Linked DNA regions of Homo sapiens: region 1 is linked to region 2. Evidence: chromatin loops called from intact Hi-C (ENCODE). Cell type or tissue: Calu3. All regions are shown on one strand. Links, peaks and the distances in the headings refer to the core of each region. The heading gives the core; the rest is flanking DNA.

The links. A loop is a pair of places that touch in the nucleus more often than their neighbours do. Peaks named below come from ENCODE experiments on the same cell type or tissue, not always from the same donor. Only the 100,000 strongest peaks of a DNase experiment are listed, where the experiment ranks them.
Region 1: a loop joins it to region 2, with 7 times the contacts of the local background. A loop is called at or near these places in 31 of 110 quality-filtered maps.

Annotation. Positions count from the first base shown.
Region 1 is chr10:101,222,186-101,232,008 of GRCh38, reverse strand. LBX1 (ladybird homeobox 1) reads left to right here and starts at 2,546. Exons shown (of 2, transcript NM_006562.5): 1 at 2,546-3,518; 2 at 4,219-5,015. The coding sequence starts at 3,194. The coding sequence ends at 4,739. It overlaps LBX1-AS1 (LBX1 antisense RNA 1), which reads right to left and starts at 2,415. Exons shown (of 3, transcript NR_029380.1): 1 at 2,195-2,415. LOC124902491 (a long non-coding RNA gene) reads right to left here and starts at 9,657. Exons shown (of 2, transcript XR_007062267.1): 1 at 9,525-9,657; 2 at 7,817-9,291. RefSeq lists enhancers at 5,394-5,895, 8,670-9,319. In Calu3, for the core only: no CTCF peak of the experiment used is centred there; no DNase peak of the experiment used is centred there.
Region 2 is chr10:101,553,391-101,563,213 of GRCh38, reverse strand. It overlaps BTRC (beta-transducin repeat containing E3 ubiquitin protein ligase), which reads right to left. Exons shown (of 15, transcript NM_033637.4): 15 at 5,901-9,823. Among named protein-coding and RNA genes, the nearest start is that of POLL, 30 kb to the left of the region's middle. RefSeq lists an enhancer at 1,513-2,013. In Calu3, for the core only: no CTCF peak of the experiment used is centred there; no DNase peak of the experiment used is centred there.

The sequences.
Region 1 (9,823 bases), core at 1,260-9,259, 330 kb after region 2:
CTTTTGACATGGTGTGGCTGAAGACTAAAGATCTCAGTACTAGCCAGCAGGATAAGACATTAAGAACACGCCAAGCAGAGGGACCCCTCTGCTCCCCAGTTCATGTTCCCCTTCCTGTCAGCTTCCCAGTAACCCTGAACTCCGCTGGTCTTGAGGATCTGGGAGATGGGCAACAGCAGGGGATTGGCTTGTCCTTAAAGTCCTATCCTGTGGGCTAGTACCAGATGCGATGCAAAGACTGAAGAGGACAGGAAGGGTGTGGAAGTATGGGAGGAACTCTCTCTCTCTCTCTCTCTCTCTTTCTCTCTATTGGGATCCAAGGGTCCTTGTTCCTGGATCTAGAGGGGCCTCCCTGCCTCCCTGCTAGCCTCACTTGCCTGAGGCTCTGGGTCAGGGGGTTGGGGTTATGGCAGGAAAAGGCTGAAATGGGATCCTGAGGGCAGGAAGTGAGAGGACTGACCCCTCTTGGCCCCAGAGCTTCCAAGCCACCCAGATTCAGCTCCCCAACGCCCTCTCCCACCGGTCCGCCTCTGCTGGTCTCTAGGCTCTGACTCCTCTGTTGCTAGGCCCAGCAGCACCTCGTGGCTCCCAGGGCAGCGCAGAAGAGTAGAGACAGGTCTGCCCTGGAGTGGGTCTGCAGCTCTGAGGGAACTGTGATTCCCATTCTCACCAATCCTGCCTCTGAGCATTTGTCTTCCCCCCACTCGCTTACTGCCACCCCGAAAATGCAGGACAAAGATGAGTTAGAGGGTAGGGGTTCTTCCCAACATTCACAGAACTGGGGCACCAAACAAGAACCCTTTCTCCCTACACTGTCCTTTTTACCCCAGAGAGCTGCCAGCCACAATTCCAAACAAACAACTGAAGGTGAGATCATGAAACCTATCTCTGCTGTGCAGAGGCCCCCTACGCTGAGGCATCCAGAGAAAGAACCTGCTTCCCGCCCCGGAGCCCAGCTTAGCTCACTCCCTCTCTGGGGTTAGATATGAGGGGAGAGGGGGCAAGAAATCCTAATCTTCCCATTCCAACCCTTGGCCTGGGCCACAAATCCTCACTTTGGCCTCTCTGGGCCCTTTTCTGGTCCAAGCGGTGCTGCCCAATGCCCAACCTCACCGCCCACCCAGGAGTTTACAAACAAAGCCAGGGCCAGGGCTGTGTGTGTGTGGGAGGGGAACAGCCCTTCTCCCTGGACTCCAACCCCCTCTAGGTCCTCCCCTCCTTTCTCCAAGGGCAGAAATGGAAAATTAGTAAGGAGGCCAGTGGCCCCACATAAACAGAATGGGGTAGCAAGACAGGAAGGCCTGAGGGCACAGCCCTGCTGGAATGCCTCAGGGAAATGAAAGAAATAGCTGAGTTCAAACACACCTATATACCCACAGGTTCACACACATTTACACAAATATACGCATGGAGAAACACACACAAACACACATTCAAAAACACAAACACCTTCAAGTAACAATGCACACAACATGTTCTCCCGATATTCACAGATCCCGGGCCCTAAGGTCTTTAGCCCCAGCCTAACTGGAAGCCTGGCCTCCCTGCGAGTTCCTGAGAGCAAAGCCCCAGCCGCGGCCTGGCTCCCGCCGGGCCCCCGCCCCGCATCCGGAACAGCTGGAGTCGGCCTGGCCATGCACTCAAGCCGGGCGCTGGGCTAGGCGGGGCCGGCAGCGGGGCCCCGGCCGGGGCCCGGGCGGAGCGCAGCAGGGAGGCACGGAGCCGGCCCCGTTAGCCCCGGCACCTGGCCTGGCTACTCTTCAGACGCCCATCATCAGGCCGTTGGTGGCCCCAGCCAGCCTGGGGAGCGGCTGCCGGAGGAAAGTGAGCAAGATTGCCGGAGGAGGTAGGGCGGCCGCTTCGGAATCAGGCCGGGGAGAGGCGTCCAGAGCCGCCAACAATTCCCTCCTCCGCCTCTCCGCGTGGAGAAGGCTGAGCTCTCCGACTAGCCCCCTCCCCCAACCCCTGGGGTCCTCCACCCCCTTCCCGCGTCGCCCACCCAAGGCTGCGCAGCCGGCTCTGACCTCCTGCGGGCCAGCGCAGGAGGGCTTCAGATTCCCTCTCCCCAGGCGCGTCGCCCAGGCAGTGGGGTGAGGGGCAAGAGGGTCAGAGGTAGAGGCGCTGGGCTCTTGATCTCAGCTCCGCAAAGTCCACTCTGGGTGGCAGCGGGGCCCACCCGGGCTCCTGGTCCTACCTGGCCCGAGCGGCGGCCGCGTCCCTCCCGGGCTGGGGTTCCCACCACTCTTTCGGGCTCCACATCCCGGGTCGGAGAGACCGAGACCTTCGGGCCGGTGCGGTCATTGCAGCTAGGCCGGCGGGAGGCGGGTGCGCCAGGAGCGCGGCTCGCAGTTTGGGGTGGGGGCGGTGGCTTTTCAGTCGCCCGAGGTTCGGGTGCAATAAAGGAGCAGCTAATGTAATTTACAAACAGCTCGGGCCGAACGCAGCGCAGCGCCCGGACTGACAGGCGCATTAGGCAGGCTAATTCCAGCCGGCTCCTCCTACCCCCGGCCCGCTAATTAATGAGCTTCCCAACTTACAGCCGCCTGCATTGGACAGACAGAGAGTGAAAGAGAGGGCGAGGGAGAGGGAGAGAAGGAGAGAGAAGGGGGGAGCAGAGAAGAGAGAAGAGAGAGGGAGGGAGGGAGAGCGAGAACAGGAGGAGAGAACAGAGGCAAAGAAGAGAGGAAAAAGGGAGAAAGGAGAGAGAAAGAGAAAGAAGTGCCGCTGCAGATAATTGATTACACCGCGATCAAGGCTAACTTGTTAGCAATAGTCAATTGCCCCGTCTCTCCGCCTCCCTCGCAGTCCGGGATCGGCGCCCTCGCCTCGGCTCTTCCAACTGCGGCCGCCAGGACCCGGGGCCAGGAGCCACTGCCGAGCCACCTGACACCTTTAAATAGCACCGGGGTTGGCGAAACTGGAGCCCCGCGCAGCGCGCCCCGGCTCCGGCCCCGGATTGCTGGAAGCCCCAGCAGCAGCGGCGCCCGCGTCAGCGCCCTCTTCCCGGGGCCCCGCGCTGTTCTCCCCTCCTCAGCCGCCGCGCTAATCGGCCCCGCGCCCGGCCCGCGCCCTGCCCAGTGCGGCCTCCTTTCCACCCGCCGCTGCCTGCCCGCGCCGTCCGGCGCCCGAGCTGCCCGCGGGCTGGGTCCCCGCGGCCCGAGCCGCCCCGGCCGGGACCCCGAACAAGGCCGAGATGACTTCCAAGGAGGACGGCAAGGCGGCGCCGGGGGAGGAGCGGCGGCGCAGCCCGCTGGACCACCTGCCTCCGCCTGCCAACTCCAACAAGCCACTGACGCCGTTCAGCATCGAGGACATCCTCAACAAGCCGTCTGTGCGGAGAAGTTACTCGCTGTGCGGGGCGGCGCACCTGCTGGCCGCCGCGGACAAGCACGCGCAGGGCGGCTTGCCCCTGGCGGGCCGCGCGCTGCTCTCGCAGACCTCGCCGCTGTGCGCGCTGGAGGAGCTCGCCAGCAAGACGTTTAAGGGGCTGGAGGTCAGCGTTCTGCAGGCAGCCGAAGGTAGGCGCAGCTGCTGGGTTCCCCTGCACCCAGCGCCTCGCGCCCTGTGCCCTGCGCGCTTCGTCCCCTATGCCTCTGCTCGCCTCTGCCCTCTCCGGCCGCCAGGGCCTTCCAGCCTGAGCAGCTGCTTATGGGAGTGAAGATATGTGGGACGGGACCCAATCCTTATTTCCCAGGGACCTCTGGGTAGGCCAGAGCTGGGGGGTGGCAGGAGAAGGGTGGCCAAGCTCTTTCCGCAGTCTGCTTGCTTTGCCGGGCTCCCTTGCGTTCCCAGTGTCCTGGGCGCTCTTAGCCCGGCTACTCGGCGTGGGGAATCGAGAGTCTTTTGCCGGGGACCTTATGGGTAGGGTAGAGTTGAAGTGATTGGGAAGGGATGGAGAACCAACATTCACACCGCAATTAGGGTGTCTCTGTCTGGCTTTCTCATACCCTTAGAGACTTTGGGTCTTTCAAACCAACTCTTAGGTAGGGGGCAGAGACCAAAACAATTTTTCCTAGGGACTTCTGGGAGACCAAAGACAGGAGATGGTTTGCCATAGCCAAGACTTGCCCTGGTCCTGGAGGCTGAATTAAATCTGAGAAGGGAACATTGGTAGACTGCAGGCCGGACAGGCCTGGGTGGGTTACGGAGTTACGGGGGCGAGAGCCAGGGTGGGCTTCCTCTCTCCCAACGCGAGCCTACACTGTCCTTTCCTCCCAGGCCGCGACGGTATGACCATCTTTGGGCAGCGGCAGACCCCTAAGAAGCGGCGAAAGTCGCGCACGGCCTTCACCAACCACCAGATCTATGAATTGGAAAAGCGCTTTCTATACCAGAAGTACCTGTCCCCCGCCGATCGCGACCAAATCGCGCAGCAGCTGGGCCTCACCAACGCGCAAGTCATCACCTGGTTCCAGAATCGGCGCGCTAAGCTCAAGCGGGACCTGGAGGAGATGAAGGCCGACGTAGAGTCCGCCAAGAAACTGGGCCCCAGCGGGCAGATGGACATCGTGGCGCTGGCCGAACTCGAGCAGAACTCGGAGGCCACAGCCGGCGGTGGCGGCGGCTGCGGCAGGGCCAAGTCGAGGCCCGGCTCTCCGGTCCTCCCCCCAGGCGCCCCGAAGGCCCCGGGCGCTGGCGCCCTGCAGCTCTCGCCTGCCTCTCCGCTCACGGACCAGCCGGCCAGCAGCCAGGACTGCTCGGAGGACGAGGAAGACGAAGAGATCGACGTGGACGATTGAGCGGCGCCCCGGGTCTTCCGCCGCCCTGGGCTCCTAGCGCTCGAAAGCCCAACGCCTCCCGGACCGGACCGCCGAGGGGAGCTGGGACCTCCTCTGCCAACTCCCGCCTCCTCCCCTGTCCCCGGCCCCGGACTCGGCTCCTGGCAGCCGCCTCTTCCCTCTCGAAGCAATAAACCCAGGCTGGCCGGCCGGGCCGGCCGCCACCAGCGGCCTCCGCCGCCCCGGAAGCCCTCGCCGTGCAATTCTGTATGGCTTCTATATAAATATTTAAACCTATATAGCGGGTTCTTCCCACCGCAGCCTGATTTTTCCTTTCTTTTATTATTATTTTTTAAATCTCGGAGATTTCGATGTTTTCAAAGCTCTCGGGCTGCCGGGTTTGCTGAGGGCGAGACAGAAACCAGGGCGGGGAACACTAACCCTGCGGTCTAGGGGAGTGGCAGCTCCGGCTGTTTTGATTTTTCTCTGCATGTGGCGAATGCACCGGCCCGCTCCTTCCTCGCCTCCCTCGGCCTTATTGCAGTTGACTTCTATTTCCTCGGGCCTTTTTTCCTCATGTGGGAGGGGAAGAGGTGGGCAGTCAGGTCCTGACTTGCAAGTTTCAAAATCGATCTTTCCTCCCCACCCTCTGAGAGAAAAGTCTGTTTTCGATGCCATTTCTGCCTCCTAATGCCCACTAATGCTGTTTTTAAGATTCCTCCCTCCCTCCCGCATTTCCTCGGACTGACTGTTGGAGTCCGGCTCTTAGGGACAATGCAGGGGGAAATCCAACCAACCAACTATCGAAAACAGAACCCAAAGCCCTATAATTATTTTGTACTCTTTTTAGAATTTTTTTGCATGTGACAGAGACAGAGAGGAGGCCGACCCAAGCCCTCACCTCACCTCCTCCACAGCTCTGGGTCTCTCTTGCCACTTCGAACACCCCACTCCTACCCGACTTGGCCAGAGGAGGGTGGCTGGATGTGAGTGGGCTGCGAGTGCCCCTTCCCTGCTCCTCCCTTCCCCTCTCCTCCCTAGACTGTACCCAAGGCCTCTTTCTCCAATAAATAAAGTCTTTGCCATTTTACTAGAACCGGCGGCGACCGTGTCTGAGTGGTGGGCCCGTTTCCGAGAAGCAGCGGCAGGCTGGGCTTCTTGCCGCTCTTCGTGCCGGTCGCCCTAGCCTTGGAGATTTGGGGGGGATTTTCAGGACAGGCTTAAGAGTGAAGGGCGAGGGGGAAGCAGCAGGAGGAGGCGCCTCTTGCCCATAAACCTGAGGCAGCTGCTAAATCGGGAGAGAAGCGGGCTTCGCCAGGTCGGGGTAAAAAACGAGCCGTGAAATGCTGGGAGAAAATGCCTGTGTATGTGGGGGCACACCACAGTACAACATTAATTTGTGTTGAACAAAGGGTGGGAGGGGGTCTTGCCCTGCATTTCCTGCATCCCACCCCAGACCCAAGGGCATTCTCCCTGCACTCCCCGAAAACAGGGCTGAGCCCCGGGAGCGCTGCAGGTATCACTCAGTCAGACGCGGGGTGGAGCCTTGGGTTCCCAAGTTTCGATTCTAGCCCCGAGGGCCTCATCCTTGGGGAGTCGGGGGCCAAAGGCTAAAGGCATCAAGGCCAGGCTGAATTTCAATGTGGGCACCTGGAACTGTAAGCCCAAGCGTCTGGGAGCTGGTGTGAATTTCTGGCAACATTAACCAATTCTGCCTCCACACCCCGGCACACCGCTGGGGGCAGAGGTATGGATCTTGCAAGGACTCTCTCGGGTCTGCGGCGCCCCAAGGCCGGCTGGGGCGGGGGCTGAGGCCGCTTTCACTTTCCTGGACAGAGCGGGTTTCTCTCCGGGCTTTTGTTGTCGCTGGGCTGGCGAGTAGCCGCTGTCACCGGAGTGGGGTCCCGCCTCCGGGCCGCTGGGCTCTCTTTCTCCGCAAAATTGATGTGAGAAATGCGCATCTGGTCTCGGGCGGCGATGGGGCCCCCGGGCCCGAGCCAGGAACGTGCGTGTCCAGGAGGAAACGAAGAGACAGAGAGAAACAGGAAAAAAAAATAGGAGCACAGAAAGACACTCCAAAAGCAGAGAGAGAAAGCGGAGAGCCACAGAGACAGGACGGAGAAAAAGAGGAAAAAGAGAGAGAAACAGAGAAACGGAGAAAGGGAGACAGAGACAGAGGGAGAAAAAAAGAATGGGAAGAGAGGAGAAGAGAGAGAAGGAGCAGAGAAGGAAGGAGACGGCAGGGCAGCGGGGCAGGCGTGCGGCTGGTTCCTCCCGGGCGACAAAAATTGCCCTCTCTTAGGATGGATGGGTCTGTAATTCGGAGCGCGGACCATGAAGGCCGGGACGAATGGGCCTGGGCGGCCGCTGACAGGCGACAATAGCCGGGCCCAGCCCCCCGCGGCTCCCGGTGCGGGCACGGCCGCGGCCCTCCGCAGCCCAGAGCGCGCCGGCGCTGGCGACCATATGGTTTTTGAATTTTCTTCACAATTTGTAGACAATTTGATGGATTAGGTCCCCGCGCGCGCCTCCTCGGCACAAAGGCGGCGCAGGGACCACGGCGGGTCGGTCACCCGGGCATCTGCGCCCGCCGTGCGCACCCCCCCACTCGGCCCCCGCCCCGCGCCCGAAGCCCCAGGCCGCCCGCCCAACACGCTCATGAATCCCAATGAAGCGGCCCTGGCACCTCCGGCCGCTCTCTGCTTCGCGGCCCTGGGCCTGGCCCCGCTGGGTCCCTTTGGGCTGGGGGCGGCGGCCCCAGGGCTGAGCCCACCCGAGCTGCGGCGCCCGCGGGGCGCGCAGCTAAGCAGGCGCGTCGGGGCTGAGGAGAAACGGGGCCATTTATCCGCCCGTCTAGTTAAAGCGGGTTATTTGTTTGCTTCTCCGGCCTGCCCCCTCCCCTCCCTTCCCCCTCTCTCCTCCCCCGCCCTTCCCCTTCTGCCTTTTATTCTTTTGTCTCTAAATGGATTTAATGAGCCTGAAAAACATGACAATTGAATATAACCAAGAAATAAAAAATAACGAGGGAGGAAGGAAGGAGGAAAAGAAAGAATGAAAGAAGGAAGGGGAAGGATTAATAAAATAAGGAGAAAACGCAATTCAATTCAGCAAATGTTTATTGCGCGTCTTTTCTGCGCCAGGCCGCGCAGGGGGGCTGGGAAAATGGAAACGAATCAGATTCGGTTCCTGCCCTCAAGGAGCTCCTAGTCTAGTGGGCAAGACTCGCAGCACCCCCAGCGCTAGTAGAAGCGGACCGAGGGACAGGGCCGTGCCAGTTGCAAAACACTGAGAGGCAGCTACCAGGGTGTTGGCGGCTTCACAGAGGAGGTGGCTTGGGACCCGGGCCTTGAAAGGCGAAAAGTAGTTCGTTGTTTCCATAGGCCAGAGAAGAGAGCCAGTGGAAGGAAGGACCAGAGCTGCGGCGGGGGGAAGGGGTAACGAAGTGTACGTGAGAGCCTCGGCTGAACCCGAGCTAAGGAGGCCACGCGAGAGCGCCCTGCGCGCTCGGTCCCGCACAATGTGGGAAGTGGATTCGAGCCTCTCCGCAGTGTCCTCTGCTCTGAGGAATTCGCTGCCTCCATCAGGTTCCGGGTGGGCTTCCGGAGCCCAGCCGACAGCTCTGTTGAGGCCGCGGACTAGCACTGGACTCTGCCTGGACTAGCACCCGACTCTGCCTGGACTAGCACCCGGGCTTGGGGCTTATCTCTAGGTCCCATTGCGCAGGGAGGCGGCGAGGAAGTCAGCAGCTCTGGGCAAAAGCTGAGGGGCTTGGCTGTAGGCGGAGGCGAGGATCTGGGATCCAGGGAGGCCTGGGCTCTAAGCCCACTCTCTCTTTAGCTCCCCCAGTTCTGAAGAAGTCTGCTACCTGCGCGCGGCCCGGGGACCTCGGATGGTCTTGGCTGTGCCTCAGGCGCTGCCGCTGGGACCGGCGATGTGAGAGAGCCTCAAATCCCAAGTTCGGGCCCGAGGCCTCTTAGCTCACGCCTGCCGGGCCTGTCTCGGGATACTGCAAACAGCAGTGGTGTGTTCGCCCAAGTGTAGGCTCCAAGGGAGCGGGGCTTGTGTATTGCGTGTCTGTTTCTTCTCCTGGTCTGAGTGTACGAGGGAGCTTGGCCTGGGTTGTGTGAGGGGCTGTGGGCCCTACGCCCATTCTTCTGGCGTAGTTCGTTAAGGCTTGGTATCCTGTGGGCTGCCTGCCCTTCGGGCCTGAGTTCCATCACCTCCTAGAGCCCTTTGCCCATCTGTTCCCCCAGGACTCTGGGCTCTCTACGGACCCACTTTCGGTTCCGGGCTGGCCAGGAGAGGCGGCTCGGCTTTGTCTCTCCCTTCCCCGTTGTGTCCCGGGGCTCGACGGGGCTTGCCAAGTCCCGGGACGCGGGTAGTTTCTGCTCTCCAGTCTAGGAACCCCTCCGCGCGCGGACGGCCGATCCCGCTTGTTCGGCTTCCCCTCGCTCCGCCTTTCCCGGCTTGGTGGCCTGGCGAGCGGCGCGGGGTGAGGCAGAGAGGCGCAGTTCCCTATTTTACGAGGTGTCGGGCCGGTGTCAGACGCAGCTCCGATAAGTAATACTCCAGTCTGAGGGACCAGAACGTGGTAATTAATCCCAAAGACTTAAGTGTATTTTAGTTCAGGAGAAAAAAAATCACTAATTCAATCGTCCGGAAAATTGAAGTTTGATGCATGAGTCCCCCCTGAAAGGGACGAGCTGGGGCCGCGCGCCTACCCTCCGCCCCTTCCCGTCGCCGCGGGGACCCCCCCCCCCACCTCTCCATCCCTCTGAGCCGCCAAGTCCGGGGAAGTCCACTCACCCTGCCCTGGCTTTTCCAGTCACCTGAACCCGGAGGCACCTGGGCTTGGCTTCCCACCGGCAACAACTAGCCCCTCTTGGAGCGCAGAAAGTGATTTGTGGGGACAATACATATGCTCCCCAAACACATGCATCTGAGAGGGCACCACAGAAAGCCCGGGGATATAGAGAGGGCAGCCAGATAAGGGGGCAGGTTAGTAAGGTCAGGGGCTACAAAGCATGTGGAAGAAGGGACAGAGAATCTGAATGGGCTGGAGTCACAGGGGTCAGCGAGTAGGAGGCTGCTGTTGTAAAGTGAAG
Region 2 (9,823 bases), core at 757-8,756:
TCTGCATCCCCTCCTGCCAGCTACCCTTCCTGAAGCCACTTGTGCTAGCCTGCCCTGCTGTCTCCAAGGCCAGTACCTTAAAGGTACTACAACGACCATGTATCCATAAACACTGACACAAAAGAGATGCAGTCCATGGGCTCCATGTCCCTGCTGGCATTCAAAGCTGTCTCTCCAACACCCTTCCCTCTGTGCCAGGCTGGAACTCCTGGACTCAAGCGACCCGTTCTCCTGGGTCCTCCCAACATGCTGGGATTGCAAGCATGAGCCACTGCGCCTGGACCCCTGATGATTGTTTTTTTTTTTTTTTTCCAAAGAGTCTCACTCTGTTGCCCAGGCTGGAGTGCAGTGGCATGATCTCGGCTCACGGAAACTTCCTACTCCCGGGTTCAAGAGATTCTCCTGCCTCAGCCTCCCAGGTAGCTGGGATTACAGGCGCATGCTACCACGCCCGGCTAATTTTTTGTATTTTTAGTAGACCATGTTGGCTAGGCTGGTCTTGAACTCCTGACCTCAGGTGATCTGTGCTCCCAAAGTGTTGGGATTACAGGCGTGAGCCACTGTGCCCCGGCCTCTGAGCACTTCTAATCCATTCACCTCTCCCAGTGTACTCATGACCATCCTATGAAGAAGATATTATCCCTATATCCCCATGGCAGCCTCCCTCACCAGGGCCCTGCCCTGACCAGATCATGCCCACGCTGGGAGGAGCTTCCTCAGCTTCTGAAAGGAGGCCCCCGCCGCAATTCCTATCAACAAGTATGTCCTGTGCAACTACTGTGCACCCAATCCTACGCCACCCTTGTCACAGCCCTGCCACCCCCGCCTCCCATTCTGTGCCCAACAAAGCTTGCAGTTGTTGAGGTCTTTTTCACACCAAGGTGTGAGGTCCCTCTCCCAGCTCCTTGTGGCCTCAGCTGCCCTGCACCCCCCTTCCTTTGTGGCTCCCACCTTGGCCTGCTCTGTTCACTTGGCATGCAGTGTTGCAGTGAAAATCCAGGCAGCCATCTCTTGTGGGGGAGTTCTGTTCTCATCCCCCTCTTATAAATGAGGGAACACTTAGAGGTTAGGGGACACACCCAGGTCATACAGCCAGGAGCATGCCACTTGGGGCTTTAACCCAGATTAGGGTTCTCACCTCCACAAGCCTCCTGGGCCTCCATGGCCTGTCCCGGCCCCTCTGCTTACCATAGGCCCCAACCAGCCCATGATCTCCAAACAGGTGCATGGATTTCCTCTCACTGATGGATCCATTTGCTCATGGAGTCACCAAACATCCACCACCTGCAGCTTTGGGCCTGGGCACATGGCCTGGGTGCGCATAGGCATGTGGGGGAAGGGAGGCCTCGCCTTGGTCAGAGACCCCATTTCATTCACAGGGGAGCTTGGAGTTAAGGCTGCCCACTCACCCTCCAGCTTGTGAACTGCAAGCCTTTCTTTCTGCACCTGTCAGCTCCTGTGATGAGGAGCGTGTGGCCCAGGGACGAGTCTGGGCGTGGTGATGTGGCATGTGTGTGGTGGGTGGGAGTGAGGCAATGTCAGGCTACCCCCCCGGCCTGGCCAGTTTGGACCAAGGAGACATCTGGTGGCTGTGAGATCTGCAGCCTTGCTGCAGGGAGCCCTGGGTGAAGGTATCAGGATCTGTCGAGTCCCTTGGGAGCCCCCGGAGGCCCAGAAGAACATCATCACCCTTGGGGGAGAGCTCACGGCTGCTTCTAGGCCTCAGGGCCTGGGACTCGATGGGAGAAGAGCCTGTGCTCATGTATCCTTCCCAGCCCCAAAGCTGGGGGAGAGCTGACCTGGAGGGTGCTGGACAGGGAGGATGGCAACCAGGAGGACCCATTCATCATTGTTGGTGAACAATGAGCCGTCACCACCCTAATTAAAGATGTAATTACAGCAAATACATTCTGGGCTGCGAATGAGTGACGGATGGCAGGAAGGCACCTTGTGGCCCACAGCCAGGAGACGCTGCTCCCCTAACGCTCCCCTCTCCAAGCTGGGGAACCCTTCCCTCAGCATCCCTCCAAGCAGATTATAGGGTGCCCTGGTGCCTCCAGAGAGGAAGGACTGAGGTTGGAGCTGGGGGCTGGTCAGGGGCTGGGGTCTGGGGCCTGGCTGGAGAAATGAGTGGGAAGGAGGCTGTGCAGCTGGGGTGAGAGGGCCTGGGCTGATGCCTGGGTCTCAGCCAGGAAGAAGTGGGTGTTTCTGTGTGAGCATAAGAGAGCACTAGGTGGGATTTCAAGGCACTCATGCGTGGGGGTAACTGGGCCCTTGCCAAGGCCTGGGTGGGGGTGTCTAAGAGCCAGACCTAGAGGACTCAGCCTGTGGACCAGTAACCACAGCAAGGCTCTGGTGTGCCATACTGGCTTTTTGTTCTGGTCTAGGCTTCAGAGACTCTCCTGAAGGCTGATTTGTCCTTAGCTGGGGGTCAGGATACAGGGCAAGGGTCTGGCCACCTGGAGGGAGGAGAGATGGGCTCCTGTGGCCGACCTGGCTTCTGCTGCTCTCCCCTTCAGCAGGGCAGGCCTTCAGCCACCCCTTGCTCCACAGCTCCAGCCTGGGACCACATCTGAAGTTGCAGGCATTGGTTGTCCTTGGGAGGCCTGGGGCTTGGGACACCTCTTCCTCCCCTGAGGATTCCAAGGCCTGTTTGCCCTGGGGCCCCCACCCCCACTTACCCTCAGGGGACAGGAAACACTGAGCACAGGGTCAGGTCACTCTGAGGCCAGCCTGCACTGTGAACCACTCCAGGGCCAAGACATGAAAACCTGCCCCTTGGGAGCTTGGTGGCCTCAGCCTCTTAGCCCTACCTGCTGTGGTGGCCCCTGGCCAGGTCCTTTGGGGTGTGTGGGCCAACCCCACTGGGGAAAGGGATGGGTGGGGAATGGTGGGAGCCCAGGCAGGCAGGCAGAGGGGCGGGAGGAAGGCCCCTGACAGCAGGACAAATGCTTGTAATTTTATAACCAATCGCAGTGTGTCCATGGGGGGCCGTTTGTGCCTCCACTCAGGACCAATCAGCCTGACAGAGCTATGAGTCCGCCTGAGTGAATGTGAGCAGCTCCCCCAACTACTTACTGCAATCTCATTACCCGGCCAACTCAAGACTGGCCAGAGCTGTGGGGCTGCAGGGAAGGGGGAGCCACCCAATCCAAGCAGAGCCAGGCCAGAGCCAGGGTGGGCCTGGGACCAAGAGGGCAAGGTGGGCAGGCCTTGTAGACCCAGCAGCTCAGAGGAAGGGGGAGGAAGGAGTTGGAGTCTCAGGAAACAACAAACAGTAAACACTGACTGGGTGCGGAGCATTTAGGATCCAGAGAGAGCCTAAGCCCCTGCCCTCAAGGGGCTTGCAATCTCCTCAGGGCAGATGGAAGATTACAGATAGATGGGCCCTGGGGAAAGGGCGGCTTAAGATGGAAGTGTTCAAAGTACAAAAAGGAGGCTGAAGGCAAGGAGACGGACAGCGTTCTAGAGCCAGGCTGGTACTGGGCAAGGGGCTGGAAGGCAAGAGTAGGTGAGACAGGGAAGGGGAACCAGAGACAGCTCGTGAGTGCATGTAGAGCCCGGGCAGAGAGAGACAGGGGCTGGGGAGAGAGAAATGCCCACCCACGGGAGGGAGAAGGGGGTGGCCAGGGGAGGGTTGGGCTGGCTGGTGGTGGATATTAAAGAATGGCCTTGCTGGATCTGGATATCTGGCTCTGGGGATGGCTATGTGCCCATTAGTCTCTCTAATTGTCAAAAATCTAATTTAGTGTCTGGAGCCCGGGCCGGCCTCGGGTTAAGTGGAGGGAGGCAGGCCTAGTCATAAATCTGCCCTCACGGCCGGTGCTAATTCTGCAGTTAACTGAGGGGTGAGGTGGGCACAAGATGGGACAGGCAGGGCTCTGGAGAGGGGGTGTCCCTGCATGCCAACCCCCACGTGCTAGGTCATAGCCAGGCTCTCCTCTCTTGCAGGGGGCTCATTCGGACCGTCCAGGGGAAGCGCCTCACATTCGACATGAGCTCAGGGACAGGAGTCGCTCAAGGGTCTGCATGGCCGGGATTGTAAAACTGTCAGCCCCCTCTCCTCCAGGACCCATTCAGGGTCTACGTGGGCTGTGCTCTTGTTAAACGACCAGGGACTGTCCCTCACGGGTGGGAAGGGCACATTTCCTCCATGAAATCATGAGTGTTTGTTGAGGAAAGGAGCATGAGGATTCACACTATGTGAACAAGTGACTGGTTATCCAGTGACTGCTAGGGATGGCCCCAATGATGAGGACCAGGTGACATTCACCTGAGCTGCTTGGGGAGTCATGCCCCATTCCTTAGTGGGGAGAGCACACTCCCCATTGGGCTGCCCAGCCTCTCCTTCCCTGGGCCCGGGTTCATGAGGTGCCTGGGGGTCTGGCCAGCCCCTGAGGACCGCATGCAGCCTGAGGTGGTGCTGGTGGTGGTGGGGGGTTCCAGCTTGGGTTTGGTAATCACCTTGCTCCCCTCAGAGTTGCTAATTGAAAGCAAGGGGTGTTGTAGGCGCAGCAGGAGAGGGTGGGGACTGAGAGCTTCCCTGAGAGGCTCTGCTTCCATGGGGGGACGAAAACAATTTCTCCAGGCTTCACCTCCGTCTCACCAGGCACCCACTTGGCCTCTCCTGCTGCTAACGAAGTGCCTTTAATTAGCAGCCTAATAAAGTGCTCTTAATTGGCAAGAGCCAATCAGGAAGAAGAGAGATCTCCTCCCCTTAGTCATTGCTGATGGTGGCACAGCTATAGGTTTAAAGCAGGGAGGGATTCCTGGCCCAGCCTGGGAGTAGGAAACCACGGCTATAGGGTTGAGACTTGCCAGGGCAGGCCCTAGACCACACCCTTCCTGGGGAAGAGATCTGACACAGTTTGAGGGTGAGGTCCACAAACTCTTAGGCTCAGCCTCTGCTCAGGAGCCCAGCTGGTGAGGAATATTAACTGAGCAGATACCAGTGGCCCCACAGTGGTTCCTCTGACACCTCCCTCCCTTCCTTCTCTCTCTTGGGTGCTGCCTGCCCTTAGTTGTTAGGGAGGATTCTTCAGTGTAGTTTTGGGCAATGTGGGTCCCTTTTCTTTCTCCTCAGTTTCCTCATCTGCCAAGGGTTGGGTGGACCTGATGCTCTGACATTCTTCCAGCTCTAGTAGGGAGGGTTCTGCACAGCGGCCCTGATATTGACCACAGTCTGAGATTGCTCATGGCCAGTGGTCAGTCCAGACAAGACAATGAGACTACAAGGCTGATGGAAGCCAGAGAGCCTTGGTCATGTGGAAGGGTTATTAATACAAAAAGCCCATAGATCTAAAAGAAGGATGGGTCAATTTTGACAAGGATCCTGTTTGTGACACTAGAGAGGGGAGGGGTACAGGGCCAACGGGGAGAGATAGTCCCATTCGGCCACTGCCTGCAACCTTGTACCTCTCCAGGTTTGGCTGAAGGAGGGAAGGGGGGTTTCACTCAAGAACTGCAATGTCATATCCCAGATAGTCAAGGGTGCCTTCATTCTTACAGCTTGTTGGAGCCCCTCTGGAAATTGCTCCCAGATGTGAGCTTGCTTGCCTATAAACTGATCAAATGGGATGTAGGGGAAACTCAAGTCTTTTCACAGCTGAGGGGCAGAGAAAAATGTAAATTCTGCATTCAGGTTGGGCTGTGGTTGGCTAAGGTGACCAATGCACAAATGAGACATGACTTTGGCTTCAATTTAACTCAACATGGAACAGTAGGCGTAAGCCAGGGACCCCACACTCATCCACAGCATCCAGCCCTGCTTTCTCTCAATCTTGTTTTCTCATGTCAGATTATCTGCAAAGGTATTCTATCTCTGCACTCCCTCAGTCTGTATACTGAAAAGTGTACTGCCCTTCTGGATGCTGGGGCAAGGAGACAAGACGCTTAGAAAATTCACTTTAATCTTATATTTGTAATTTACTTTTTTTCTGAACAGTTAAAAAAAACCCAAAACACACTCCATTATCATGATCCTAGGTTGTGAACATATTGGTACACTGACTACACATCACCATAACATAATCACAAAAGTCAAAGCAGTCAGTACTTAAGAGTCTAGAGAACAAAGAGGTGAACCAGCTGAAAGCTCTCGGGGAAGCTTACATGTGTTGTTAGGCCTGTCCCATCATTGGAGTGCACTGGCCATCCCTCAGATTTGTCTGGGCTGGCCTGAGTGGTCACCGCTTTGAGAAAGCTGTTAGTTTCCTTGGTGCCCAGAGGGCTAACACCCTAGTTGGCCTTTTCCTTCAGTGTCCAAGAAGGGGAAGGGTTAGGAGGGGAGGTAACACTTTAAAATACGACTTAACTGCACTGATCCTTAATAAAACACACAACCAATCAGGAGCTAAGAGCGCCAGCTGTGCTGGTTGGAAAGCACATATTTTAGATGTCATCTGCCTCCAGGACATTTTAGATCACAGGTACTCAACTTCCAACAGAAGGAGCTTCTAAAGATCAATGCATTAAGTTCCACCTGAAACCAGGCAGCCATCATCATGCTCTTTTGATTTCTCTCTTCAGCTCCAAGGATTCTGACACCACAGATGAGCTAAAGAAGCGAAACTGTTTTATTCCCCTAAGAAATGGCTCTCTTTCCGATACTATGTTGACACTGTGGTTAAAGGAGGTCTGGTCTGTTGGTGAACAACTGTGTGGAGGAAGACCAGGGAGGCTGCACCCTAAGCCTCCGGGCTGCACTAATCTGGGTTGGACTGCTCTGCTACAGACTGGAGGGTGTTGCCATCTAAGGCAAAAGGGAGATGCTGAGAAGGTCAACAGTACCAAGGTATCTAGTCCAATTATGGGAAAGAAAAAAATTGCCCTGATTATTTCCAGTATTCCCCACCCCTCCCACCTTTGTTTCCCCACACAATCAAGTGCTAAGTAAGGAGTAGACCAACTACAGCTGTTCAGACCAATGGTACCAGGAGCCGGCAAGGGAAGAGTGCATTTTTTTTTCTCTGTAGCTTTAGACTGTACAGAAGAAAAATAAAAAAGGATTGTTCTTACTCAAGCAAAAAAACCAGAATGATGTAGGGGTCTCACAGACTTTTCTAGTTCGGAAACAAGTTATGAGGGCCAGACTTTTATTACTTGTCAATAGAGATCCAAAAAGAGTCCCTGTCTCTGAAGTTAGGAGACACCAGAAAGAATTTTGCCAAGGGACATGTACAAATGGCCTTCCATCCATGATTCACATCCTTTCAAATTGCACACCAAGTTAAAGGATGTTCTCAGCAGTGAAATACACACACGTGCAGCAAGGCATGCTGGTCTTGTCCAAGTAGCTCCAGTGTGCACCAAAAGGTCACGTGTCTGTACCTCCTCATCTGCCTTTGAAGGGGTTTCAGCCTGTCTTTAAGAAAGGTTTCCTTTAGGCCCTACGTTGGAAAGTAAATTTTAGTGAGAAGAGACTAATCTACAATGGGGACACCTTCAGCTCTGTTTCTACCACTCCTTGGAATGTGCTGAGACTTTGTCTCTCTTTTCGTTTTAAAAAGGTCAAACTTTACATTTATTCTAGCCCAGTTGGGGATTAGTGATAATCAATTCCCACTGAAATCATGCAGAGATGGTAAGTGGGGTTTACCTTCTCTGGAAATGAACTTTTAACTTACCTGATTATTTCTTCTACAACAAACTGGTAAATGACCCCCAGAGCTGAGAAATGTGAACGATTCAAGTTTTTCAGACCACTTAACTTCATTCCCATTTCCATCAGCAGGAGAGAGGACAACTTGGAGAATATCCTCAACTGGGCTAATGGCTCCACATCTGCAGGGGTCGCCCCGATCTCCTTTGTGATGTACTGGACATGTCTCAAAACAGTCTTAGAAACAATATTCCTTCAACTGAACCTAGATTGGAGAGCAAAACCCTGGGCACCAATAAACATTCAACAGCTTCCACTTTGTAATAGCAGCATATGACAGAAAGGCTGGTAAAATTATGGCTATTGGGCAATATTTTGAGACAGCTCGAAACCCATGCCTTTTAAATGTCTGACCTGTGTGTTTTTCAGGGCTGACAGCCCTCTACCTTCATCTATAGCAAAATCCTTACCCAATCAAAAAGCCATTAATAGTCAACACAATAGATGACGAACCCTGATAGTGGCCAAGTAGAAAACATTTCTCTGTAGCATTTGGGTAGCTGGGAAGGGAATTACATTGAGAAAATATTTCTTAGGCTACGATGTATCATTATACTGGGAAATATTTTCTGAATATAACCTTGAACTAAAAGCTTAAAAATACTCATAAAGCAGGAAAGGTAGAATGCATATGCATAAAATGACTCTCAATATGTAGTAACAACATTCAGTGGGTACACCTTGGGAAGAGGATACCTTCTTGCCTGGGGAGACCAGCTGGGTGCACATTAATAGTATTCTGTGTGCTCCCAGGTTGGTGTGGCACAGGTACCCTTGCACCTGAAGCCCACTAGCTTGGCAGCTCACACAGCTGCCTTCCGAGTGACTGGGTTTGCCTGACCCTTGCTGAGGTCCAGCTGTTTATGCTGTTCACCAATCGCCACAGACGCTTTATTGGCTGGGGAGAGTGAAGAGCAAAATAAGGTCAGGAGGAGGAAGAAAAGGCAGTTTTTGCCCCATTAATAAACCCTGTGTGCCAAACTTCACCCTGATCCTCTCTCTTAAGCAGCTTTGCCCTTCTGCAAATACTGGGTGTGGGAGAAGCAGAAGGAAGGTTGTGCAGTGCAAGGTTGACACGGTGAGATCAATATTTGAGAGATGATATTTAACTGGCCAAAACAAAACAAAACAACAAAAAAAACAAAAACAGTGTTTTCTCCTGACCATCTCTCTTAAGCTACCTTGATCACGGTCTTGGCAAAGATACAGGCACCTGGGTATTCACAGGCCCTGATGAGGAAATCGGAGATGGAAACCATTACGCAGAATGCACCAAGCGATTGGCTCTGGCCATTTCAAATCTTTCTGTAGGCTGAGCCTTACCAGTGATTTAAGATGAAGTACAATGCTTTTTATTACACACCCAATTGTTAATGAGAGGAAATGCAATCAGCAACTCCTTTCCACACTCTACATGGAATCAAGGAGACTGCTGAGTCCAGAAAAGATGCAGCCATTGATGGAGCCCAGGAAACTTCTCCCCACCCCCTCTGCCTGCCCCCTACCACCAATCCTCCTCTTGGGTGTGGGGAAGAAAGAGAGAGAAGAGTTGCAAATATGATGAGAGTATCATGTCTGAGAATCCACTGTTGCCACAGGGTCACTTGCAGCAAAGGCCTGGGGCTGAAATCTTCACTGAACAGCATTTAACTCTTCCAAGTGTTGCATTTTCTGGCTGATCTGGCTCATGTGAGAGGAGGACACTCTCTTCGTACACTTTCTTCTCAGGTGAAGCAGACAGAGAAAAAAGGTTGAAGGGGCGTAGGGGAGTAGATGGGAAGAGGAACAGAAACAAAGAGAAGGCAGGCAGGAGGCCCAAATCTTCCAGTGTATACATTCTTGTGTTTTCTTTTTCTTGTCCCAGAGGCTATACAGAGGGAACTCTGTCTCCTCCTAAGCATATTGGGGCTGGGCTGCTCTGGCCAGGTGCTTGGCATTCCTGCAGTTAACAGGGAGACACTGGGCACTGGGCTTGAAGCTGCATCCCCCATACCCTAGAAGTGGGTCTCTCCCAGCAGGCTATACAGGGAAACTAGTTCTTCTGCTTAATGGCAAAGCAAGAGAGATTCTGGCAAAACACTAAATATATTTATAAGTCACCTTTGTCTGGAACCAATGGGAAAAAACTAGGTGCAGAGGTGAAAGGAGGAGAGGAGGGGAGGT